Linked DNA regions of Homo sapiens: all the other regions are linked to region 5. Evidence: chromatin contacts called from ENCODE Hi-C or POLR2A ChIA-PET data. All regions are on one chromosome and are shown on one strand. The core of a region is the stretch at or near the end of the contact, and the rest is flanking DNA. Distances in the headings are between cores, read along the strand shown. Region 1 holds the start of HNRNPM (heterogeneous nuclear ribonucleoprotein M). Region 2 holds the start of ECSIT (ECSIT signaling integrator). Region 3 holds the start of SNAPC2 (small nuclear RNA activating complex polypeptide 2). Region 4 holds the start of ZNF414 (zinc finger protein 414). Region 5 holds the start of FBXL12 (F-box and leucine rich repeat protein 12). Region 6 holds the start of SWSAP1 (SWIM-type zinc finger 7 associated protein 1). Region 7 holds the start of RAB11B (RAB11B, member RAS oncogene family).

Region 1 (3,148 bases), core at 442-2,941, 1.4 Mb after region 5:
TTTGGAAGGCCTAGGCAGGAGGATGGCTTGAACCCAGGAGTTTCAGACCAGCCTGGGCAACACCCGGAGACCTCCTCTCTTCAAAAAATTAGCCGGGCATGGTGGTGCCGCGCCTGTGATCCCAGCTACTCAGGAGGCTGAGATGGAAGGATCGATTGAGCCCAGGAGTTCGAGGCTGCAGTGATCTGTGATCGTGCCACTGCATCCCAGCTTGGGTAACAGAGGGAGACCCTGTCTCAAAGAAAAAAATTAAATATATAAGTGCTCAACCGCATTCACTTTTAATCTCCATAAACTAAGCTTCACACATTACAATATGAGGAAGGCAAAGTCACAGACAGAAAGGAAAGAAAACGGAGGGAGTTAGTATTTAATAGCTACACTTTCTGTTTCCGATGATGAAAAAGTTCTGGACATGAAGCAGTGACGGTTACAGCACACTGAGTCAGTATACTCAATGCCACTGAATTATACGCTTAAAAAATGGTTAAAATGGCAAAGTCTACGTTATGTCTATTTTACCACAATGAAATAAATGTCTGGGAAATTCAATGTGTACCCAGGCTTCCCCTTCCTTCCCGGCCGCTGATCTTGGAGCCAAAACCTCTCTGTCTCTCTTAAGTGTCTGTAATCAGAATGAATGAGTTTCACCGGGGCACAAGTCGATGCTTCCTCCTTTAAAGAAACTTTTAAAAGCCAAGGAGTCAAAGAGCCCCAAGCAGGACTCGAAAAGCTGATGAAGTCTGGAAGTAAATGAACCCGCCTCCTGACAGAACAGCTTCCCCGAAACACGGGAAAAAGGGGATTCCTCCCCCGACTTCGTATCTGTCTGCTTCCGAGGGTGAACGCTAAGCAGCAGATCCCATCTCTCCACTAATACCTGCGGCGCACCCGGGGAGGAGGAGCGGGAAACGGCGAGGGACTTGAGCCAGGGCCAGAGCGTGGGGCGAGGGGCGGTTCCGAGGGAGGCACTTCCCGCGGAGCGCGGTCGGCGCGCGGGGACTAAGGGGCGGGGCAGGAGGGGAGCCCCCCGACCCGGCTTCGCGGCCCTTCCTGACGCTTCCCTCGCTCGGTTACCGTTGACTCGGGCTGACTGCGCGCGAGGCCTCCCGGGCGCGCACCCTCTCTCCTCCCCCCACGTTACGGATCAGAAAACAGACCCCGGGAGGAGAGGGGACGGGGGGCTGAAACCCGGCCCCCGAGGTCACCCTCCCGGGGAGCGGTCGGGTAGGCCTCGGAGGCTCTCCGGTCCGGGCCCGCGCCATCAACCCCCATGCGCAGCAGCTGGGCCTGAGGCCTCGACTACGGGGTTGGCCCCGGCCTGGAGGGACTGAGGGTGGCGAGGCTCGAGGCCCGGTGTAGGGGACGATTCTGGAGGCTCCCCCGGCTCCCCGCTCACGGCCCTAGACGCCGCTACCCTGAGCAGGCGGTACGGGAACAGCCGGGGCCGAGGCCGCGCCGGGGCTAGGCCGCCAACAGACCTAACGGAGCCGCCGCCCGCGTCGGCCGCGGAGAGGAACCCTTACCCGTGGCAAAGGACCGTGGGATACTCACCCCTTAGGGCCCGGAGCCCCGTTGCCGCTCGGCACGCCGGGCGCGCCGCTCTCTTCCTCCATTTTGATCTCCGTCGCCGCCACCTCCGCCGCCGCTTCGACCCCTGCCGCCATTTTCTCCGCGTCTGGGCTTTGTGTGAGCGAACGGGCTGCACCGCGCTGCGCCTGCGCGCCCACGTGACCCGACGCAACCAGTAACACCTGCGCCCGCCGCTCCCGGCTGCCTCCTTGGCCCCACTCGCCCCGGGCCACGCCCCCGCCGCGCGCAGGCGCAGACCGGCAGCTGTTGATCGCTTCTCTCTCGAGATACACTCGCGTTAGGCACCGACTGGCTGTTCCCGGCGCGCGTCCTCTGAGTCCGATAGAGGAGGCATCTCCCCACCCCACCCCACACAAACACCTAGACCTAGTCACTCTCAGCTTTCTGTAACCAGAGCTGGAGCAGAGGGGAAGCAATGATCCTGTCTAGAGATTCCTGGAAGTTTTAGATGAAGCTTGTTCAACCCGCGGTCCGGCACACGATTCGTAAACTTTCTTAAAACATTGTGTCTTTTTGTGTGATTTTTTTCTTTTTGTAACGCAATTGCGCGGTTCTCCAGCGCGAACTTTGTAGGCAACAACGGAACGGCATGGAATAATATCAGAGTATTATCCGTAATTCGCATTATAATTGCAAACAGTTCGTCCAGAAGAAACGGAAAACTGTTAAAATTCACTAATAATGGGGCCAGGCGCGATGGCTCACTCCTGTAATCCCAGCACTTTGGGTATGGGAGGCCGAGGCGGCGGATCACCTGAGGTCAGGAGTTCGAGACCAGACTGGCCAACATGGTGAAACCGCGTCTCTACTAAAAATAAAAAAATTAGCTGGACGTGGTGGCGGGCGCCTGTAATCCCAGCTACTCGGGAGGCTGAAGCAGGAGAATCGCTTGAACCCAGGAGCCGGAGGTTGCAGTGAGCCGAGATCACGCCACTGCACCGCAGCCTGGGAGATAGACTGAGACTCCATCTCAAAAAACAAAAAGATAAGTATTGAGTACTGGGCTTAATACCTGGGTGATGAAATAATCTGTACAACAAACCTCCATGACAAGTGTTTACCTATTTAACAAACCTTCACATTTACCCCCAAACCTAAAAGTTAAAAACAAAATTAAAAAAAAAATTAATGGCTGGGCGCGGCAGCTCACGCCTGTAATCCTACCACTTTGAGAGGCCAAGGCGGGTGGATCACGAGGTCAAGAGATCAGACCATCCTGGCCAACATGATGAAACCCTGTCTCTACTAAAAATACAAAAATTAGCCGGGTGTGGTGGCAGGCGCCCATAATCCCAGCTACTGGGGAGCCTGAGGCAGGAGAATCGCTTCAACCCAGGAGGAGGAGGTTGCAGTGAGCCAAGATCGGGCCACTGCACTCCAGCCTGGTCACAGAGTGAGACCCCATCTCAAAAAAATTAAAAATAATAATAAAGAGCGAGAGGACTCTTGCAATGTTGCATAAAGTGAACTGTGACAGAATTCAGGGTGTATTCTGTACTAGGCATAATGCTGTATGGTCTTATTTTTGTGTGCATTCGTGGCATCAGTTTTATGG
Region 2 (3,296 bases), core at 70-2,569, 1.7 Mb before region 5:
AGATAGCCTTCCTTCCCGGGGGACACTGTTATTGCCAATAGCCCATTTTATGTGCTTATCCACCTTAGTTATTAACAGCCTAAATCTGGTGCTTTCTGGGGGAGACCAGGAGCCCCCATTACTCAATCTCACCTCGTTTTATCCCATTTCCTCCAAAGACTCCACTCCGACCACACAGAGTCTTTGCTGTTGTTCCCAGTGCCAAAAGCGTTCCCCAGATATCCAGATGGCTCACTCACTTCCTCCGGCCTTTACTCAAAGGACACCTCACTGAGGCCTTCCTATTTATTTATTTACTGAGACGGAGTCTCACTCTGTCGCCCAGGCTGGAGTGCAGTGGTGCTATATCGGCTCGCTGCAACCTCCACCTCCTGGGTTCAAGCAATTCTCGTGCCTCAGCCTCCCGAGTAGCTGGGATCACAGGAGCACGCCACCACGCCCCACTAATTTTTATTTATTTATTTATTTTTTGAGACAGAGTCTCGCTCTGTTGCTGAGGCTGGAGTGCAGTGGTGTTATCCTGGCTCACTGCAACCTCCGTCTCCCGGGTTCAAGCGATTCTCCTGCCTCAACCTCCCGAGAAGCTGGGATTACAGGCACCCACCACCATGCCCTGCTAACTTTGTATTTTTAGTAGAGACGGGGTTTCATCATGTTGGCCAGGCTGGTCTCGAACTCCTGACCTCAGGTGATCCGCAGGCCTCGGCCTCCCAAAGTGTTGGGATTACAGGCGTGAGCCACCGCGCCCTGCCCTATTTATTTATTATTACTATTTTTAGAAACAGGGTCTCACTCTGTTGCCCAGGCTGGAGTGCAGGGGTGCAATCATGGCTCGCTGTAGCCTCGACCTCCAGGGCTCAAGCGATCCTCCCGTTTCAGCCTCCCGAATAGCTGGGACTATGAGCATGCGCCATCATGCCCAGTTAATTTTTAAATTTTTTGTAGATAAGGGGGTCTCGCTATGTTGCCCAGGCTGGTCTCGAACTTCTGGCCTCCCAAAGTGCTGGGATTACAGGCATGAGCCACCGTACCGGCCCCCTTTCACTTTTTGTTTTTTTTTAATTCATTTTCTCATTTCAGCCGCTGGGGCCTGCGACTGGATTCATAGACTATGACTCCCAAGTCCAGCCTCCCGGGCCATTTCAAGGTTCCCAGGTCTGGAGTGCGTCTTGCCTCATTAGAGGCTGGGCCTGGCTCGTTATGAGGCGGGTCCCAGATCCTTCCGCCTTCCTATTGGCCCACCTCGCGTTGTGGGCGGGACCTATTACACCAGCTTTCTTGATTTGCTACCTCCCTGGAGCTCCCTGACCCGGACGCTCTCTGGGCCAATATGGCAGCGCCCAGCAACAAGACAGAGCTGGCCTGGAGTCCGCGGCTGGCCGCGTGAGTAGGTAGGTCGCGCGCGGGTAGGCGAACGCGAACTGCTGGGCTGCAGGCGGGCCCTTCAGGACCCGGCAGCGCGAGAGGGCAGCCCTGGAGGGACCCAGCTGCAGGGCCAGGGCGCCATGACCTTTCGTAGTGGGGGCGGGGACGCGCTGGGAAAGGCCGCCTGTCTTGTGCCAGCCGCCTCACGCCCCCAGTCTCCCATTTTGCAGATGACCTCGCGAGAGGTCACGCCGCAAGTCGGCAACCGGGCAGGATTTGGAATCCGCGTCTGCCTTTTTCCCCCAAGAGACCCAGAATCCTGGCAGCCGGTTTCAAAGCTGTTGTACGTACACCATACCTCGGGGTTCAGATTTATAGGTGTTTTTTTGAAATTGAGGCTTGTTTCCGTTCAGTTGTTACTCGTTAGGCATCTGTCATATACCAGGCACTGTCCTTGGTGCTGGAGACACAGCAATGAGGAAGATAGATAAAAATCTCTCATCTCCTGGGGGAACCAGACTTTGAACAAATTAGAAATAAACGAAACAGGTGATTTCAGATACTGATAAGTTACTAAAAATGCGTTAATGGTGTCGGGAATTTCGCTTGAGCCCAGGAGTTTCGAGACCAGCCTTGGCAACATAGCAAGACCCTGTTCTCTACAAAAAATTATCTGGGCGTAGTGGTGCACGCCTGTAGTCCTAGCTACTCGGGAAGCTGAGGTGGGAGGATTGCTTGAGCCCAGGAGGTTGAGGCTGTAGTGAGCCGTGATTGTGCCACTGCACCCCAGCCTGGGCAACAGAGCAGGACCCTGTCTCCGAAACAAAAATTAATAGGGTGATGAGGGCTTTTAGAATGTGGGGAATGGGAGATGGTCAAAGAAGACCTTTCATTGAAATGACCAGAGACAGCTGTGGGCAGATCTGGAGGAAGAAAGCTCTAGACAGAGAGAAAAGCAAGTACAAAGGTTCTGAGATGGGATAAACTTAGTTTCTTTCAGAAACAGTGTAGCTGAAGCTGCCAGTGGTAGGAGTTGAGTTTAGAGGGGTAGACCCTATCTGATTTTATTTATTTATTTTTATTTTTTAGAGACAGGATCTCACTTGTTCGTCAAGCCTGGAGTGCAGTGGTGCAGTGCACTCCATAGCTCACTGCAGCCTCAAACTCCATGGCTCAAGTGATTCTCCTGCCTCAGCTTTCCCAGTAGCTGGAACTACAGGTGCACACCACCAGGTCCAGCTAATTTTTTAAAATAATTTTTGTAAAGATCGTGTCCTGCTATGTTGTCCAGGCTGGTCTTGAACTCCTGGGCTCAAGCGATCCTCCCCACTTGGACTTCCAAAGCACTAGGATTATAGGCATGAGCCACTGCTCCCTGGCTATTTATTTATTTTTAGAGACAGGATCTCAGTATGTTGCCCAGGCTAGAGTGCAGTGGCTATTCACAAGTGCAGTCATGGTTCACTGCAACCTCTAACTACTGACCTTAAAGGATCCTCCAGCCTCAGTCTCCTGAGTACCTGAGATGACAGGCATTCACCACCATGCCTGGATAATTCTTAATTTTTTTGTAGAGATGGGGTCTCTCTATGTTGCCCAGGCTGGTCTTGAATCCCTGGGCTCAAGTGATCCTCCTACCTTGGTCTCCCAAAGTGTTGGGATTACAGGCATGAGCCAGTGTGCCCAGTCTCTGATTTTAAGTGTGATATGCCGTTAGCGATTTTAGGCAGAAATCACTAATTTTAGTTGATTTATTTATTTATTTAGCGATGGAATCTCGCTCTGTCGCCCAGACTGGGGTGCAGTGGCACAATCTTGGCTCATTGCAACCTCCACCTCCCAGGTTCAAGTGATTCTCCTGCCTCAGGCTCCCGAATAGCTGGGATTACAGGTGCCTGCCACCACACCTGGCTAATTTTTGTATTTTTAGT
Region 3 (3,486 bases), core at 562-3,061, 1.9 Mb after region 5:
GTCTTCCTGTCCTCCAGGGGCGCTCAGGAGCAAAGGCTTTCCACGGGCCTGCGTGGGCTTGGGGGGCTTGGAGTGCAGGAGGGTGACCGGTTCCGTGGCCGCGATGGTGAGCACCTGGCAGGCAGAACAATCAGGGAGGAAGAGGAGCTGGGAAGTCTTCTCACCGTCTACACATTCCCCCATCCTCCCTGCCACCCTAAGATGCTCCTCAGACAAGAGATGGCCTCAGAGCCAGGGACACTGAGGCTCGAGGTGTCCAGTGACTGACGGAGTCCACAGAGCTGGCAAAAGGGCCCAGGACCCAGGTTCACATGATTTGGCCCATGTGACCCTGTCCTCTGGGACACCCTGACCTGCCTGGGGGAATGGCGGTACCTGCGAGAAAGCCACTGCCAGGGCTTCTTCCAGTGGCCCTGTTATCTTCTCAGCCAGATCCGTCCAGACCTGAGTGAAGCCAGAGGTACAGGGTCAGCCCAGGGATCAGCCTGCAATGGCCCCCCAAGCCCTGCTCCTCCTGGGGATCCCCTAATCAGGTTATCCCCCGCAACTCCCACCTACCCACCAGGGACCTGCCCTGGACAGCCTCACCCTGTTCATCTGCCTCACCTCTATGGGGGCTGGGGGCTGTGCCTCCCGGCGCCTTGGTCCCTGAAGGCCACCCGGATGCACTTTCTGAATGGCCTCCCGGGCTACGCGGCCCTTGAGCTGCTGGAGGAAGACCCGGATCTAGAAAGGAAAGAGGCGGCGGAATGAGGCTTCTATGAGCTCAGGGCTGCAGCAGAGAAGCCAAAGCCCAATCCCTTGTATGCTCTGGGCCCCGCTACTGCGCCTTAGTCTCCTGCTGGCCCGGTGTTAGGAGTCCCAGTGACTGCCAAGGCCCCTACCCCACCCAGAGCGTGACCAGCTACCTAAGGAAGTTGTAAGGCCCAGGCCAGTTCCGGCTCCTTCACGCAGCCAGGGCCCAACCCTATGCTGACTACTACCCCGTTCAACTCCCTTCTTCGTCCCCTCTTCTCTATTCCCTCTCACTTCAAGCTCGTATCCTGTCCAACAGCATGCGTTGCTTTTCGCCCGGACTCGGCAGCATCTTACTCCCAGTTCATTCCGCCCGTTTAGCCCTCGCCTCACCCACGCATTACCCCGAGGCTCGCCCCGCCTTTAAAGCTTGCCCTCATCCCGCCCACGCCCCTCCCACGCCTTACTCCCAAAACGGCCCCGCCCTTAAGTCTTGCTATTAACCCGCCCACGCCCCGCCCCCAGGCTCGTCCTGCCCCTCAAACTCACCCACCCACTCTCCAAACCTCAGCGGCACGCACGCCCCGCCCCCGGCATCGCCCCGCCCCTCCGCTTCACTTATGCCCCGCCCACGTCTAGCTCCCAAGCTCGCCCCGCCCCTAGGTCTTCTCTTCCCGTCCACGCCCCGCCCCTCACCCCGCCCAGGCTCACCCACTAACGCCCCGCCACTCAGCCCCACGCCACGCCCCCGCTCGCTTACATTCCTGGCCCCGCCCCGCTGGCTCCTGCCGCAGCCCCGCCCACTCTCCGCCCCACCCCAGCCCCGCCTCCAGCCTGGCTCCGGTCCCGAGAACCGCATCTCACCTCAGCCTCGCTCCGGCCCCGCAGCTCCCGGGCCAGCTCGGTGGCGTCCGGCTCCGGCTGGCCCTGCCGCGCCTGCAGGAGTCGCACTAGCTGCCGCTTCTCGCGAGCGCTCCAGGTCGCGGGACCGGTCACCTCGCCCAGATAGCGCGCCGGGGCCGCTCGCCGCCTGGGAGGTGGCTTCATGCCGCTCAGAAAGAGGCAGGCGCTGTAAGGTCGCTTCTCCGATGGGCGGAGCTACGGGGGCCGCCGAGGTCAGAAAGAACCGCGCGGAGGCGGACGCGCGTGGGGGCGTGGCTTCGCGTTTGGAGGCCCGGGGAACCGCCCCAATGGAAGTGAAGGGGAGATCGGCACCGGAACTGGGGCGGGGCGAAGGAGACCCTCAGCCTGCACTTTATCTCATTCATGAAGTGGAGACGACACCTTGGATCCCATGCCCTCCCTCTGTTGCTGGACTAACTCATGAAGCTACTACTGTGTGCTTTGCTTCTCGCAGAGGGGTGGGTTCTGGCCGAAAGGTCAAGTCCGAAGATCCAGTCGGTCAAGAGCCTGGGCTCTGGGGTCAGACAGGCCTGGGGACTTTGGGCAAGTGATTTAGCCTTGCCGAGCCTCAGTTTCCTCCTCTGTAGACTGGGGCTGATAGTCCCACTCTTGTCTGTGTAAGGTAGAGTGGAGCTCGGGCAGGAGGGATTTAAGGAGCTCTAGACTAGACTGACAATCTAAGAGGAGGGCGAAGTCCAGACCAGGAGGGAACTGGAGCAGAGGCAGAAGGTCGAAGCGGAGCTAGGGCAGGGTCCGGGCGGGGGTAATGGAGAGCGGAGAAGGCCTGGCTTGAGAAAGATCGCAGGAGGCAGATGGGCAGGTGTCCGGGTAAGGAGAGGAGGGAGGGGGAAGGTTTATTTTAAACTTACGCTTGTGGGGTTGGGTGCCGCTTTTTTTTTTTTTTTAGACAGATTTTTGCTCTTGTTGCCCAGGCTGCAGTGCAATGGCGCGATCTCGGCTCACTGCAACCTCTGCCTCCTGGGTTCAAGCGATTCTCCTGCCTCAGCCTCCCCAGCAGCTGGGATTATAAGCACGCGCCACTACGCCCTGCTAATTCTTTTTTTGTTACTTTTTTTAGTAGGGACGGGGTTTCACCATGTCGGCCACGCTGGTCTGGAACTCCTGACCTCAAGTGATCCACCCACCTCGGCCTCCCAATGTGCTGGGATTACAGGCGGGAGCCACCGCGCCCGGCCGGGTGTCGCTTTCTGTTTGAGACAAAACGCCCTACAGTCTCCCATGGCCTGGGAGTGCACACGGGTATATGGGCATATGGGCCCCGTCCCCAGGCTCCACCCCTGTAAGTCACGATTTCTCAGGAATACCCCCCAAGTCCTGCTCCCAGCTTTCTCCCCAAGCCTCCCCACCTATCCCCCACCCCGCACGTTGCGCGCTCACTGACTGCACCAGAACTTAGCCGGTCAGTCCAGAGGTTTATTTTGAGCACAGGTGGGAGGGACAGGGGGAGGAGAGAAGCGCAGGGGTCGTGGCCTCATCAGGTCCGAGGTCCAGGGAGGCGGGTCCGGTCCTGTTGGTCCTGGTCCCGAATTGGTAGCTGGGTGTATCTCCGGACCATGTTGGGGGCGCACCATCCCTGGGAGGGGTGGCTGAGGCTCAGCGAGGGAGGGGACGCTACGCGGGCCACCTCCCTTCCCAGCAGACCACTAGCCTCTTCCATCGGTCTGCATGCCGGGGTGAGAGTGGGAGCCGGGTCCGAATGCTGAGTTCTCCTCGCCTAGTGCCTCTCCTCACCTAATGCCCCTGGCTCGACCCAAAGCCCGCGCCTGCCGCGGGTGACCCACTGCCTGAGTTCGAATCCAAGCTCCACCCAGTATTGTGACTTTTGAC
Region 4 (3,201 bases), core at 280-2,779, 1.3 Mb after region 5:
GAGATCTAAGATGATCTCATCTTAGATGATATGGCAGCAGAGAGATCTAAGATGTTAGATCTACCTTACCGCCCTCTCAACAGCCCATCCTACTCCAAGTGACTGCCAGGAATCAGATGATGCGCCTCCCCCTGCTAAAAATTCATCAGTGGTTACAACATAAACCACACTCCTCTCTCTGCACCACTCCCATGGCCCTGCGTGACCTGCCGCGCACCATATTCGCTTTCTGACCTCCACACCCCGCCTCCACTCTGCTCCAGTGGTGCCCTGGCCACCTCGCTGCTCTTTGACCAAAATAAGCCCGTCCTGCCCCACTCCAGGACATCACCACCAGCTATCCGGTAGAGCCCCCTGCTCCTCGGGCTTTCCACCAGCTCACTCCTTGATCATCTGGAGACAGCTCCGAAGTCACCTCCTCAGAGTGGCTTCCCTGACCCATCACTTCGACATTTCATTGTTTCCTTCATTGCTCTGAATAGGACAAAAGATTGTTTTTGCACTTGTTGATTTACTATTTCCCCATTTTTATTTAACTTTTAGAGATGGGGGTCTCGCTTTTTCGACCAGGCAGGAGTGCAGTGGTGCCATCACGCTCACTGCAGCCTCGACGTCCCTGGCTCGAGCGATGCTGTTTCCCCATTTTAAAATGTGAGTGCAAGGGGAGGCGAGGTGGCTCACGCCTGCAATCCTAACATTTGGGAGGCCAAGGCGGGAGGATCGCTTGAGCCCAGGAGTTTGAGACCGGCCTGGGCAACACACAGAGAGACCCTGTCTCTAAAAAGAATTTAAAAATTAGCTGGGCATGGTGGCACACGCCAGTAATCCCAGCTACTCGGGAGGCTGAGATGGGAGGATCGCCTGAACCCAGGAGGTCAAGGCTGTAGCGAGCTATGATCGCATCACTGCACTCCAGCCTGGGCGACAGAGCAAGACCCTGTCTCAACACTATAAAAAATAAAGAACTGGCCGGGCGCGGTGGCTCACGCCTGTAATCCCAGTACTTTGGGAGGCCGAGGCGGGTGGATCACCTGAGGTCAGGAGGTGACGACCAGCCTGGACAACATGGTAAAACCCAGTCTCTACTAAAAATACAAAAAATTAGCCAGACGTGGTGGTGGGCGCCCGTAATCCCAGCCACTTGGGAGGCTGAGGCAGAAGAATCGCTTGAACCCAGGAGGCGGAGGTTGCAGTGAGCCGAGATCGCGCCATTAAACTCCAGCCTGAGCAACAAGAGCGAAACTCTGTCTCAAAAAAAAATAAAAAATATAAAGAAAGAACTGCTGTTTATCGCCTGTCCAGGGCTGATCTTGGGACAAGACTAGAGGGATGAAGGTGCCCACTTTGAAGACTAGGACAGCGAGGTCATCCCGGATCTCCGTGCACGGAGTCTGCTGAAGTGCGCGCTGACTGCCCGGGGATAGATAGCAAGATTGCACCAGCGTCCGACCTGAGCTCCAGGGTGACTCTGCCCTCAGGCCCCGCCCCCTCTCCGAGCGCCCTGCGCAGGCCCCGCCCCCAGTCTCGCGAGAGCTGAGAGGTGGAAAATGGCGCTGACGTGAGCGCGAACTCGCACTGCCCAGAGGGTGGCCGCCGCCTAAGCTGCAGCCGCCGGAGCCGCAGAAACAAGAGGCCGAGCCGTGTCGAAGATGGTGAGCGCGGCACCGGGGTCGCGGGCGCGGCGGAGCTGCGGGGACTGGCGGGGAGCGGCCCTGTCGCGCCTACAGCCTCCGGCCGACCCCGCCCCCACATCCGGGCACCCGTCCGCCGCTGGCTGTCACTCGGAGAGCGCCCTACTTCCGGGCCCGGCCCGGAATGGACCACGCCCGTCAGGCTAGGACTCCGCCCCTAAACTTCTTACATCCGGGCCCCCAGCACCTCCAAGATTGTCCACACTGCTCGAGGCCGGCCGGTCTCGGTCCTCAGACAATCCATGTCTAGCTCCTCTAGCATCTTCCCAGTCCATGCCTGCCCATAGCCCCGCCTCCGTAGCCTTGGCCCCGCCCACTCCCTCTAGGCCACGCTTGTGTGCATACTGGGGCTCCCACCTATCCTAGTTGAGGAGAGCAGATGTTTCTCCCGTATGCATAAGGAGCTCAATCCGGGCCAGTGCAGTGGCTGACGACTCTAATCCCAGCACTTTGGGAGGCTGAGGCAGGAGGATCACTTGAGACCAGGGGTTCAAGACCAGTGAGGGCAACATGGCGAGACCCCATCTTTATAAAAAGAAAAAAAGAGCTTAGTCCACCCTTACGTATTCCCCTATCCTCTCCTGCTGGTGATTCCTTAGGATGGGGGCCGACTGGGTTGACCCAGAGCCCAGAAGGGTTCTCTCCGCCTCTTCCTTCCACCAGGAGGAGAAACCCTCAGGGCCCATCCCAGACATGCTGGCCACTGCAGAGCCCAGCTCCAGTGAGACCGACAAGGAGGTGTTGTCCCCGGCTGTGCCAGCTGCAGCCCCTTCCTCCTCCATGTCGGAGGAGCCAGGCCCTGAGCAGGCAGCCACACCGCCAGTGTGGGAACGTGGAGGGGCTGGAGGGATGCAGCAGGGCTCCTCCCCAGCCCCAGACAGCTGCCAGCCTGGCCCCGGACCCAGCCCTGGCCTGACCAGCATAGTCTCCGGGACCAGCGAGGACCTGCGGCCTCCCAGACGACGCCCACCTCCAGGTGATCTGTGATGGGGTCTTCTGGGGAATCACAGTCCCTGAAACAATAGAAGCGAGACGTAGAGAATCTCTAACCTCAGGGCCTTTCTAGAGGGATGCCACTCATCATTTTACGGAGCAGCCGGTGGATGCCAGGCTGTGGCTCCAATGGTGAGCCTGGCCAGTCCAGCCCCTGCACTGTGGCAGACCAGTCTGTTGTGGTAGGCAGAGAGTAAAGGCCCCAGCACATCATATTTGCTTCTCTGGGGCAGAACCCTGGGGTCAGGGACAGCACTAGTGAGGAAGGGACCAGTGACCACTGTTCTGTGCGTCCTGCAGGGAAGCAAATCCCTTGCTCCAGCCCTGGCTGCTGCCTCAGTTTTCCCAGCGTCCGTGACCTGGCACAGCATCTGCGAACCCACTGCCCGCCCACACAGTCCCTGGAAGGTAGGGCCAGGACTGGTAATGGGGAGGCAGGTTAGGGTGGGAAACAGGCGGAGCCCCTCGGAGCCAGCCTTGGCCACCTGTCTCCACTTCTCTGTCCTTCATCCCTACC
Region 5 (3,354 bases), core at 78-2,577:
TGACCCCACAGCCATCTGGGATGAGCCGCTTCTCAGCCACCATGTCTTCAAATTCATCAGCATTGAACTTGGTGAAGCCCCACTTCTTTGAGATGTAGATCTTCTGGCGGCCAGGAAACTTGAACTTGGCCCTGCGCAAGGCCTCAATCGCATGCTCCTTGTTCTGCAGCTTGGTGCGGATGGACATGATAACTTGGCCAATGTCAACCCTGGCCACAGTGCCCTGGGGCTTTCCAAAGGCACCTCACATGCCTGTTTGGAGCCTACATTGTGGTAGTGCAAGGTTAGAAACATGAACATCCATCGGAAAGGCCTGTCTCCAAGGTCCCTTAGAGCAACCCATACAACCAACAGGCTGCGTACACTACCAAGGAAGCTGCTGTGTGCAGCCATTGCACACACACATTTTTATAGTTTCTTGGTGGACTTGCCAATTCAGAAAATATCTGTAGTATCAATGAAAGTGAAAAATTCAACAGGTCCTTTGGCCACGATATTCCAGTAATACAAATTTATCCTTGTGCATAGACATCAAGAAGCATCATTAAGTAAAAAAATAGAGTTCTCTGACTCTCTACCAAGCCATTCGCTCGGGGCCAGACCCACAGGCCTCGCCCCGCCTCAACCACGCCTTCATGGCGTAGTCTTCTCCCTGTCTCCGTCCCCCGCTCCCCACCTTCCGAGCGTCTCCATCGCTCCCCAGCCACGCCCTTGGCGCCTGGTCCTGCTGCAGCCTGGTTTCCGTCCAGACCACGACCTCTCGGCTAGGTCCTCGTCGTCAACCCCGCCCCCAAGGTCTCGCCCCGCCCCAGCCCCGCCTTCCAGCGGTTGTCCGAGCCTCTACCCGCCCTAGCCACGCCTCCAAGGCGTGGTTCTCGTCTGCAGCCCCACCTAGGCCTCGCCCCGCTCCAGCCGCGCCTTCCGGGCTTGATCCTCGCCCCACCCCAGCCACGCCTTCTGGACTTGGTCCTCGTCTCTAGCCCCGCCCCCTAGCCGCGCCCCAGCCCCGCCTTCTGGACTTGGTTCCGTTCTCTGGCTCCGCCCCTGAGCCTCGCCCAACTCCAGCGACGCCTTCCGGGCTTGGGCCTCGCCTCTAGCCCCGTCCCCGGGTCTCGCCCCTCCCCAGCCACGCCTTCCGGACTTGGTCCCCGTCTCTAGCCCCGCCTCCGATCCTCGCCCCACCCCAGCCACGCCTTCCGGACTTGGTCCTGGTCTCTAGCCCCGCCTCCGATCCTCACCCCACCCCGGCCACGCCTTCCGGACTTGGTCCTCGTCTCTAGCCCCGCCTCCGAGCTTCGCCTCACTCCAGCCCCGCCTTCTGGACTTGGTCTTAGTTCCCAGTCGCGGCCAAATCACGCCTCAGCCACCTCCCGCAAGCCTCTCACTGCCTCAGCCACGCTTTCCAGGCTGGTTTCTGGTCCCCATCCGCGGCTGGTCCGGCCCTGGGACCGAATCACTTCCCAGCGAGAGGAAGGTCAAATTTCTCGACCGGCTACGGGAAGGTCGCGGCCGCCGCCCTGTCAGCCGCCTCGGCGCCCCCAGGACCCCTCGGGTCTCTTTAACCGGAAGCGGAAGTGCGTGTCGGCGGGATCATGGCGACTTTGGTCGAACTGCCGGACTCGGTCCTGCTCGAGATCTTCTCTTACCTCCCGGTACGGGACCGGATCCGCATCTCCAGGTGCGGCCCCGCCTCCGGGGGGAAGGGCAGGGCGGAGGGCGCAGCTGGCACCTGGAGATGCGATGTGGCCCGGGGCTGGGGTCGTTCTAACCGCGCGTCCCCTCCCCCAGGGTCTGTCACCGCTGGAAGAGGCTGGTGGACGACCGGTGGCTGTGGCGACATGTCGACCTGACGCTCTACACGGTACGCGCAGCTGGCCGGGCGGGCCTGGGCCGCGGTCGCGGTGCCCGGACCCCGAAGACCACCTCTCCCACCCTGGGACTGTGTGTCGGGGCCCGGGCTGGGGATTTAGAGCCAGGCGATCCGGGGCCTATCTCGGCATCATCGCTTACCAGCTCCTCTTCGACCTCAGGGCCTCAATTTCCTCATCCCTGCAATGGGGATAAAGGACAGTACCTGCCTCACGGGGCTATTATGGGACTTCACTGAGATCACGCAGGGAAAGGGCTTAGAACAGTCTGGCACATATTTATCATTCGATAAATGCTAATTTATGACTATGTTATCAAGTTTTTGTTTTGTTTTTGAGACAGAGTCTCGCTCTGCTGCTCAGGCTGGAGTGCAGTGGTGCGATTGCAGCCTCGACCTCCCAAGCTCAAGCGATCCTCTCGCATCAGCCTCCTGAGTAGCTGGAACCACGGGCGCTCGCCACTACACCTGCTAATTTTTTATTTTTTGTAGAGACGGAGTCTCACTATGCTGCCCAGGCTGGTCTCGAACTCCTGGGCTCAAGTGATTCTCCCGACTTAGCCTCCCAAAGTGTTCAGATTACAGGCATGAGCCACAGCAACTGGCTCAAAACATTTATAGATATATTTGTTGCCCTTTTTGAAACTGTCTTCATAGATAATTGCTATTATAAAGTGAATTTGCACCCTTCCTTTTACGTTACTTCATATGTGTGTGTCCAAAAACAATTATAGTGTTAGTAATGTATTTCTGAACTTCGGGTAATGCTGTTCTACTATTTAGATAGTGTTCTACTTTTAAACAATTTTACTGTATATATCCATCTGTAACTCCCTTTAATACAGTTGCTTTTGAAGTTCTTTTTTTAAGGACAGAGTCTTGCTATGTTGCCCAGGATGGTCTCGAACTCCTGGACTGAAGCTGTCCCCCAACCTCAGTCTCCCAAAGTGCTGGGATTACAGGTGTGAGCCACAGTGTCTGGCCTGATAATATGAAACTTTTTCTCAGTTGTTGAAACTTAGTTGTTGGTTTTGCGAGGAAAAGTTGATTCGTCCATTGGTTTTGTGTGCATTTAAAATTTTACCAACTTTAACTGCTACCCTTGTGAGTTACCATTCGGTGGCCACTATTTCTAGTCAATTTCTGCTGACCCACACGGGTCTAAATTTGGCAAGGAAGATTTGATTCCTCTGTCAAAAGTAGCCCATAACATTTATGCTCTGCAGTTTATCTTTTTCTAATTTATTTTTTTGAGATGGATCTCACTCTGTCACCCAGGCAGTGGCAAAATCATAACATACTGCAACCTCCATCTCCTGGGCTCAAGCCATCTTCCTGCCTCAGCCGCCTGAGAAGATTCATTAAAACATGTTTCTTTCTCTCTTGGTTCATGATATGGTTTGGCTGTGTCCCCACCCAAATCTCAACTTGAATTCTATCTCCCAGAATTCCCACGTGTTGTGGGAGGGACCCGGGGAAAGTAATTG
Region 6 (3,458 bases), core at 380-2,879, 1.6 Mb before region 5:
CTCCTGACCTCTGGTGATCTGACCGCCTCAGCCTCCCAAAGTGCTGGGATTACAGGCGTGAGCCACCACGCCTGGCCTGAAGCTCTTTTTATAAAGTTTAAAGCAATGAAACTATAAACAACATATTGATTGGGTAAAATATATACAAGATAATGCTATACTTTTAAAAGAGAAAAAGCACTTTACATTGTTTAGGTCTTTGGATCTGCATATGTCCCTGAGGTAAGTATTCCAGCCATGGGAAACTGAAGCACAGAGAGGTAGTCACCCACCAAAGCTCAGGGCTGGCCTCCAGAGCTTGAACCCTTGCCTGAGCTGGGGTCACCAGCCTGGGTGGGCCACGGAGCGATCATCATTTCTCCATCTGATCGGAAAGTCACCCACCACTCTGTTCTGGGGCCCAGCCCGCCTGGCTCCAGGCAGGCTCGGAGGCCGTGCTCTCCTGGACCTGGTGCATCTGGCTGCAGCCAGCACTGGGCAGGAAAATACCGCTGGAGCAGTGCCAGGTGCAGGACGTCCCCACTACCTGCTTCCTCCTGGGTCTGGAGGGCCACCATGAGCCCACAATCCCGGCCAGGCCCAAGCCGGTGGCTGAAGTGGGCAGCTGTGTCTAGAAGTAAGGCAATGAGGTAGGCGGCTTCCTGGGGCTCTGGGTCTTCCGCTAGGTACTCTTCTAGGCCGTCGAGCAGCAGAAGGGAGGGGGCTGGCCCCGGGGCCTCATGGGCAGAGCACAGGAGCCGGAAAAGCTCTCGGGTTGAGGGTGGGTACTGGAAGCGGATCTTCTAGAAGGAGAAACAGAAGGAAAGGGCCGGATTCAGCACAGGAAGCCAGACTCCTTAAAAGTAACCCTGCCTCCTTGCATACTTTCCTTGGTTCCAGGATGAACCAGTTCAGAGCTGTTAAATATTCTTATATTCGCCCGTTTTTCCAGCACTCATCACTGCCGAGTATTAGTTGAGGGCAAGCCATTTTTGCTTGTTTGTTTTTGGCCAAATCTCTAGCGCAATTTTTCCACGGAAAACCCTCCCCCAGCATTCTCGGTCTGACCCCATCCTTGACACTAACAGGAACCAACTCAGGTCCAGAATGGACCCAAGCTTAGCCCCGCCCCTTGATGGGCCGGACTTCAATCTCTGGGCACCGCCTCTTGCTAACACCGCCCATCATTGGATGGGCTCTCACTTCAATCTTAACTAAGCTCCGCGTGGTGCCACTCCTCACTCCGCCTGCCTGACTCCGCCCCATCGTGGCTGCCCTGGCTCGCTCTTCCACCGTCCTCTCCATTGGCTTGTCTACCTGTTACTCAATATCCCGGATCTACTCCACCATTGGCTAGAACGCCTCTGCTCCCACCCCCACGGTTACCTGGAGTCGCATTGGGTCTAGAGTCGTTCCGGTCCCGCGGGGCATGCTTTGAAGAGGCCTTCGTGTCAGGAAGAGGACTGGGCCTTGGCCCTCCCCCGCCGCCTCTAGGGCCGCAGCAAATAGCAGCGCTGTTTTTCCAGATCCTGGTGTACCGAGCAGCAGCAAAGGCGGTCCGGCGGCAGGCATGTTCTCCTCCCCGGACCAGGCCGCACCGCCCCTGGTTAGCACCCGCCTCAGCGTCTCCGCCATTCGCCGCGTAGCTCTGACCAATCGGTGGCTCGTTCCCAGCCTTAGTCCCGCCCAAGCCGTGGCCGCATCGGTACAGTTCACTTAGTTTCTCTATTGGTCTAGGAATCTGTCCATCAAAACTCGATTCCTCAGGTGAATGGGCAAATGGTTAGAACCTATGCGGAGGAATGGGTGCATTCGAGGGAAATAAGACCCTTCCCTGAGGGAGGCTGCTGGGGGAACCAGCACGAATACTATTATTGTCAGCTAATCAGACAAATATAAGGGTTGAAAGTTGGAGGAGTAGACCAGAATGAGTGACATATTATTTAAAGGCTCCTAGCCTCAGTTTGCCCTGCTGTAAAATGGGGCTTATGATATCTCAGAGGAGTATTGTGATCGGCATGTATTTGTGTGTGGTTTTGCTGATGTCATCCAATGACAACTGAGAGTTTTGGAGAGGGGGATGAGCTGTGTGCTTGTCTTTCTGTGCACCTGAGTATGGGCCGGAGTGTGTGTCTGGGGACACAGGCTCGTGGACAAAACATCAACGGCCATCCCCGAAAGTCTGTGAGATGAAGCCTCTCAACTTACTTCCTCACTGGCTAAGGGGTTCTGTGGGGCCGCCTTTGTGGTACGGGGGGAAGGCAGGACCGCAGGACAAAGAAGGAAGCAGGAGAGATAAAGAGACAGGAGCTGGAAGACTGAAGGAGAGATACAGCAGGGACATTGTCTTGTTCACTTCTGTTCTCCAGTACCGAGAATAGCACCTAGCACATTTGTAGGTTCTCAAATACGTGCTCGTTAAGACAATGAAGGAAGGGAGGTGGGATTGATGAGAAACAGGGAGAAAGGGAGGAACAAAGTGAATGATCGTGATCCCTGGCTGGATCTTCTCACCCAGACTTCGCCCCAGAGCTGCCACTCACGCCTGTGTTGCCCTGGCAACCTTGTCTCCTGGTAACTCCAAAGTGGTGCCGTTGCCTGGAGACCCAGGGGCAGGGAGAAAGTGAGATTTCCTGGGCTTTCTCTCTCCCTCTGGGACCAGAAAACAGCTCCACGACATCCCCCAACACACCCACTCACACAGCTGGGCTCACTCACACCCCTCTACACACACACACACACACACACACACACCATGGCATCTCTGAATATATTCTACTTTCAGAATCCCCATCATCCACATGCTCCAACCTTGCCCTATCCTGACACAAAGCATCCCATACAAACTCTGTCCCACATTCATCCCCCACACCCTTTCTCTTGCAAAACACGCAACTATGACATTGCCACTACACACACAGACACACACAGTGAAGCACACCGATACACTGCGCTGTCAAACACGCCACCTCAGCCCCCATCCCCCAGCAGATATACAACGCATGATTCACCTCACATTTCAACACTCCAAATGCACATACAGGCCAGGTGTGGTGGCTTATGTCTGTAGTCCCAGTGCTTTGGGAGGCCAAGGCAAGAGGATTGCCTGAGGCCAAGAGTTCAAGACCAGCCTGGGCAATGTAGGGAGACCCCCATCTCTACAAAATACTTCAAAATTAGCCAGGTGTTGGCCGGGCGCGGTGGCTCACGCCTGTAATCCCAGCACTTTGGGAGGCCGAGGTGGGCAGATCACAAGGTCAGGAGATCAAGACCATCCTGGCTAACACGGTGAAACCCAGCCTCTACTAAAAATAGAAAAAAAAATTAGCCAGGCATGGTGGCAGGCGCCTGTAGTCTCAGCTGCTTGGGAGGCTGAGGCAGAAGAATGGCGTGAACCCGGGAGATGGAGCTTGCAGTGAGCCGAGATCGCGCCACTGCACTCCAGCCTGGGCGACAGAGCGAGACTCTGTCTCAAAAAA
Region 7 (3,274 bases), core at 743-3,242, 1.4 Mb after region 5:
CCTGACCCAGTAACTGTTCTGCTGGGAACGCACTTCAAGGAAATAATCTAAAGGGCAAAACCATGACTTGAGCAAGCACTCGGAGCTGGGTCATTTAACACAGCAAAAGGGCAAAAATAACAAGCAGGGGATAACCACAGAAACCTGGATGGGGCATGTGGGGAGCAACACCCCTGCCCTGGCAGTGCCACGTCTGGGTGGGTGCCCAGCCAGGACCTGGGAGCAGCTGCCTCACGGTGGGCTGAGTGGAGATGGCACCCGATCAGCAGGACCCAAAGTTTAGTCCCCCTGTCTCCAGACGGCCCCTTAGAATCCCAGTCTCCAAAACCCTTCCAAAGCTTCCTCCTGCCACGAGGGGCGAGACCTTGGGCCGGGCACCTGCTGACCACAGAGCCTCACCCACCAGTGACATTATCAACCTGTGTGCAGCTGCCAGAGCCCTCAGTGCCACAGGACGACTCTAGGCCCTTGTAGAGGCACTTCCTCTCCCTCCCCCCGGAAGGCTTTCGCCACACGGACAGCCCAGGTGGGGAGACCTCTGCCTCATTCCCCACAATCAGAAGACGCTGGATGAGACCAGACACAAGGCCCAGCTAGGCCTGGTGCAAGCCACAGAGCACACTCGGAGGAACGGCTCAGCGAGGTGAGGATACCAACAGCTGATGTGCGACGCAGGCCCTCATAGAGCAGGCCGCAGGGTGAAGGCACCTTGGATCCAGGGGTTAGCCCTCAAGGGCTGCCATTGTCAGCCAGGGAGCCCAGCAACCAGGGCAGACCACTAGGCCAAAGTGTAGCTGGGCACAGAAGGCTCAGCTGAGAAACAAGGGACTCCGGCTTCCTCCAGCTGTCCCTAAATGGGCAATGGCTGCCTGATCTACCTAGGCCTTATGTGATGCTCCTAGAGCCCCCTCAGTCCCTCGGGCGGGGAAGACCCTCCAGCAGGCTGGCTGGGGCCCCGGCCATCAGTGCGCACGTGTTGGAAGAAGTTGGTCCAACAACCCAAAGTCCCAGATGCTGGCCACAAGCCCCCTAAGACACGCTTCCTAAGTGGTAAGGCCTACAGGTGGCCTGGGCTCAATCGGGTTCCAACACTTATAAACTGTGTCTTTGTCACTCTGGGCCTCAGTTTCCCAACGTGTAAAAAGAGAGGCTGGTTAGTATCAACCTCAAAGGGCTGCAGTGAGGATTTTAGTTAATTCGGGTAAAGTGCTCAGAAAAGTGCAAGTACTGGCTTAGCACTGTTGAGAGTTCTGAGTGAAGAGATGGAATTCTTGCTGCACACACGGGTGCCTTTCCACTCAATCCCAGCTTTGCACCCCAATCCAAGGCTCCCACCACCACACACCTCACCCCCAGGCCCTCATCTCGGCCCAGCCCCCATTGCCTGCCCCGCCTCTCCCGGGCCCCACCCCCAAACACGCTGCCCCAATCAGGACAAGCCTCGTGAGAGCCCCGCCTCCGTTTGCCCAGGCCCAACCCACCTATTGGTCACGCCCATCACGCCTTAGCCCCGCCCCTAAAAACCCCGCCCCCATCCCGAATCACGCTTTCAGCCCAGCCCGGCCCGCCAAATCTTGGGAAAGCTCCACCCCCTGCGGAGGCCCCGCCCTAACAGCCTCTCCCACCGCTCCGGGCCCCACCCCCTCTAGGCTCTGGCCCCGCCCCGGCGCGTCCTAGGTCCCCCAGGTCTCTCCGGGCCTCCGGCTCCGTATAGCCGCGCATCCTAGCCCGAAGCTGATGCTGCCCGGTCGGCTCCGGCCTTCCCGGCTGCCTGACCCGCCGGGCCCCAAGCCCCGGGCTCCGGCCTGGGCCCAGCGGCCTGGAGCGCGGCCTTGGCCCGTCTGCCCGCCGCCTCGCCGCCACGACTTCGCCCGTCTGTGCCCCACCGGCCGCACCTTTGAATAGGTAGTCGTACTCGTCGTCCCGGGTCCCCATTGTCCTGGCGCTTCCGGCGGGATCGGCGACTCCGCAGCCCCACCACAAACACCCGACGGGGGCGGAGCCGGCGCCGCGCAGAGCGGCGGTTGAATGGCCTATCAGCGGCGAGTGGAGTAGCGACGGGCACCCAGCGAAGCCAATCAGAGATGGAAGTAGTGCTCTGAGGGTGGGCGCCGCTTGGTACCACCCTCCTCGCCCTCGGTGTCCTGGAGAAAGGCGGAAGGAATGCGGACCTTTTTGAAGTGACGGACGCGCCAGCCTATCAGGGGCGAGCTCAAGAGGGCGGGGCGGAAGACTGCAGGAATGAAATGGATTGACAGACCAAATAACTAATGAGAGGCTTGATTGAGAACCTACCCGACTATCAGAGGACCTGTCCGGGAAGAGAAATGGGGCTACGTCCAGGTAATGCTACGATGCTTAACGTCCCGATGACGTCATAGGTCAGCGCGCGCTGCCCTGGTCGCCCCCCAAGCCCATAAATGACCATTTCCGGGGACCTCAGCGCTGGGTCCCCTTTCTCGGTTGCAGTCTCCATCTCTATATTGGGACTCACTGGGTTATCCTTCTGTGCCTCAGTTTCCTCCTCTGTAAACTGAAGAAACCCGTCTCATGGAATCTTTTGAAAATAACCAGATCAGCCAGGCGCGGTGGCTCACGCCTGTAATTCCAGGACTTTGGGAGGCCGAGGCTGGCGGATCACGAGGTCAGGAGTTCGAGACCAGCCTGACCAACATGGTGAAACCCCGTTTCTACTAAAAATACAAAAATTAGTCGGGCGTGGTCGCTGGTGCCTGTAAACCCAGCTACTCAGGAGGTTGAGGCAGGAGAATCGCTTGAACCTGGGAGGTGGAGGTTGCAGTGAGCCGAGATTGCACCAAGTGTGAATCAACCGTCCACTTTCTGCTATTCTTTGTTAAATAAATACTTTTAAATCCTTACTGGATACCAATGCTCTCCAACAGGACCTCCTACCACTACCCCTCTTTTGTCCTATATTTTGCCACATAGGTAAAATATAAAAATAGGTAATATAGAAAATAAAACACATACTGCTGTATTGTCAGGTAGTGATAGGATTTATCACTACCTGACAATACAGTATGTGTTTGTTTTATATATTTAGGGTGTACAGCGTGTGTTTTGATACACATGTACCCAGTGAAATAATAATTATGACAGTTTTTTTTTTTTTTTTTGAGACGGAGTTTTGCTGTCGTTGCCCAGGCTGAAGTGCAATGGTGTGCTCTCGGCTCACTGCAGCCTCTGCCTCCCGGGTTCAAGCGATTCTCATGCCTCAGCCTCCCGAATAGCTGGGATTACAGGCATGCACCAC

Evidence for each region. Hi-C counts contacts between places; a loop is a spot of excess contacts on that map. ChIA-PET counts read pairs that join two places held with the same protein, here RNA polymerase II (POLR2A). Pooled maps may share reads with other maps.
Region 1: a loop to region 5 is called in a pooled map, with 11 times the contacts of the local background. The contact joins the promoter of HNRNPM here to the promoter of FBXL12 in region 5. A Hi-C loop is called at or near these places in 6 of 50 pooled maps. POLR2A ChIA-PET finds 5 or more read pairs at or near these places in 3 of 52 experiments (MCF 10A, PC-9 and activated CD4-positive, alpha-beta T cell).
Region 2: a loop to region 5 is called in a pooled map, with 9 times the contacts of the local background. The contact joins the promoter of ECSIT here to the promoter of FBXL12 in region 5. A Hi-C loop is called at or near these places in 5 of 50 pooled maps.
Region 3: a loop to region 5 is called in a map of CD14-positive monocyte, with 10 times the contacts of the local background. The contact joins the promoter of SNAPC2 here to the promoter of FBXL12 in region 5. A Hi-C loop is called at or near these places in 2 of 168 maps with a recorded cell type or tissue (CD14-positive monocyte and naive thymus-derived CD4-positive, alpha-beta T cell), 4 of 37 single-sample maps with no recorded cell type and 11 of 50 pooled maps. POLR2A ChIA-PET finds 5 or more read pairs at or near these places in 1 of 52 experiments (A673).
Region 4: a loop to region 5 is called in a map with no recorded cell type, with 9 times the contacts of the local background. The contact joins the promoter of ZNF414 here to the promoter of FBXL12 in region 5. A Hi-C loop is called at or near these places in 1 of 168 maps with a recorded cell type or tissue (Caco-2), 2 of 37 single-sample maps with no recorded cell type and 11 of 50 pooled maps.
Region 6: a loop to region 5 is called in a map of B cell, with 13 times the contacts of the local background. The contact joins the promoter of SWSAP1 here to the promoter of FBXL12 in region 5. A Hi-C loop is called at or near these places in 1 of 168 maps with a recorded cell type or tissue (B cell) and 6 of 50 pooled maps. POLR2A ChIA-PET finds 5 or more read pairs at or near these places in 1 of 52 experiments (GM12878).
Region 7: a loop to region 5 is called in a map of B cell, with 23 times the contacts of the local background. The contact joins the promoter of RAB11B here to the promoter of FBXL12 in region 5. A Hi-C loop is called at or near these places in 1 of 168 maps with a recorded cell type or tissue (B cell), 3 of 37 single-sample maps with no recorded cell type and 9 of 50 pooled maps. POLR2A ChIA-PET finds 5 or more read pairs at or near these places in 3 of 52 experiments (AG04450, GM10248 and activated CD4-positive, alpha-beta T cell).

The regions. Positions count from the first base shown.
Region 1 is chr19:8,443,518-8,446,665 of GRCh38, reverse strand. It overlaps HNRNPM (heterogeneous nuclear ribonucleoprotein M), which reads right to left and starts at 1,691. Exons shown (of 16, transcript NM_005968.5): 1 at 1,555-1,691. The coding sequence starts at 1,667. RefSeq lists silencers at 1,183-1,412, 1,653-1,932.
Region 2 is chr19:11,527,157-11,530,452 of GRCh38, reverse strand. ECSIT (ECSIT signaling integrator) reads left to right here and starts at 1,319. Exons shown (of 8, transcript NM_016581.5): 1 at 1,319-1,391.
Region 3 is chr19:7,918,663-7,922,148 of GRCh38, reverse strand. It overlaps SNAPC2 (small nuclear RNA activating complex polypeptide 2), which reads right to left and starts at 1,811. Exons shown (of 5, transcript NM_003083.4): 1 at 1,600-1,811; 2 at 607-726; 3 at 376-444; 4 at 1-114. The coding sequence starts at 1,782. TGFBR3L (transforming growth factor beta receptor 3 like) reads right to left here. Exons shown (of 7, transcript NM_001419781.1): 7 at 3,052-3,232. RefSeq lists enhancers at 1-583, 2,284-2,783, 3,459-3,486 and silencers at 1,252-1,451, 1,532-1,761.
Region 4 is chr19:8,512,495-8,515,695 of GRCh38, reverse strand. It overlaps ZNF414 (zinc finger protein 414), which reads left to right and starts at 1,529. Exons shown (of 8, transcript NM_001146175.2): 1 at 1,529-1,652; 2 at 2,355-2,667; 3 at 2,985-3,092. The coding sequence starts at 1,650. RefSeq lists a silencer at 1,519-1,828.
Region 5 is chr19:9,817,052-9,820,405 of GRCh38, reverse strand. FBXL12 (F-box and leucine rich repeat protein 12) reads left to right here and starts at 1,327. Exons shown (of 3, transcript NM_017703.3): 1 at 1,327-1,678; 2 at 1,789-1,861. The coding sequence starts at 1,593. LOC124900430 (small nucleolar RNA SNORA70) reads right to left here and starts at 452; the gene lies at 312-452. It also overlaps the pseudogene RPL10P15. RefSeq lists silencers at 766-915, 1,136-1,225, 1,676-1,835.
Region 6 is chr19:11,372,837-11,376,294 of GRCh38, reverse strand. SWSAP1 (SWIM-type zinc finger 7 associated protein 1) reads right to left here and starts at 1,629. Exons shown (of 2, transcript NM_175871.4): 1 at 1,366-1,629; 2 at 126-782. The coding sequence starts at 1,614. The coding sequence ends at 279. RefSeq lists enhancers at 900-949, 970-1,049, 1,280-1,329, 1,550-1,619 and a silencer at 1,720-1,799.
Region 7 is chr19:8,389,078-8,392,351 of GRCh38, reverse strand. It overlaps RAB11B (RAB11B, member RAS oncogene family), which reads right to left and starts at 1,992. Exons shown (of 5, transcript NM_004218.4): 1 at 1,896-1,992. The coding sequence starts at 1,935. RAB11B-AS1 (RAB11B antisense RNA 1) reads left to right here and starts at 1,661. Exons shown (of 3, transcript NR_038237.1): 1 at 1,661-2,343. It overlaps MIR4999 (microRNA 4999), which reads left to right and starts at 2,972; the gene lies at 2,972-3,062. RefSeq lists silencers at 1,600-1,859, 2,079-2,360 and an enhancer at 2,130-2,329.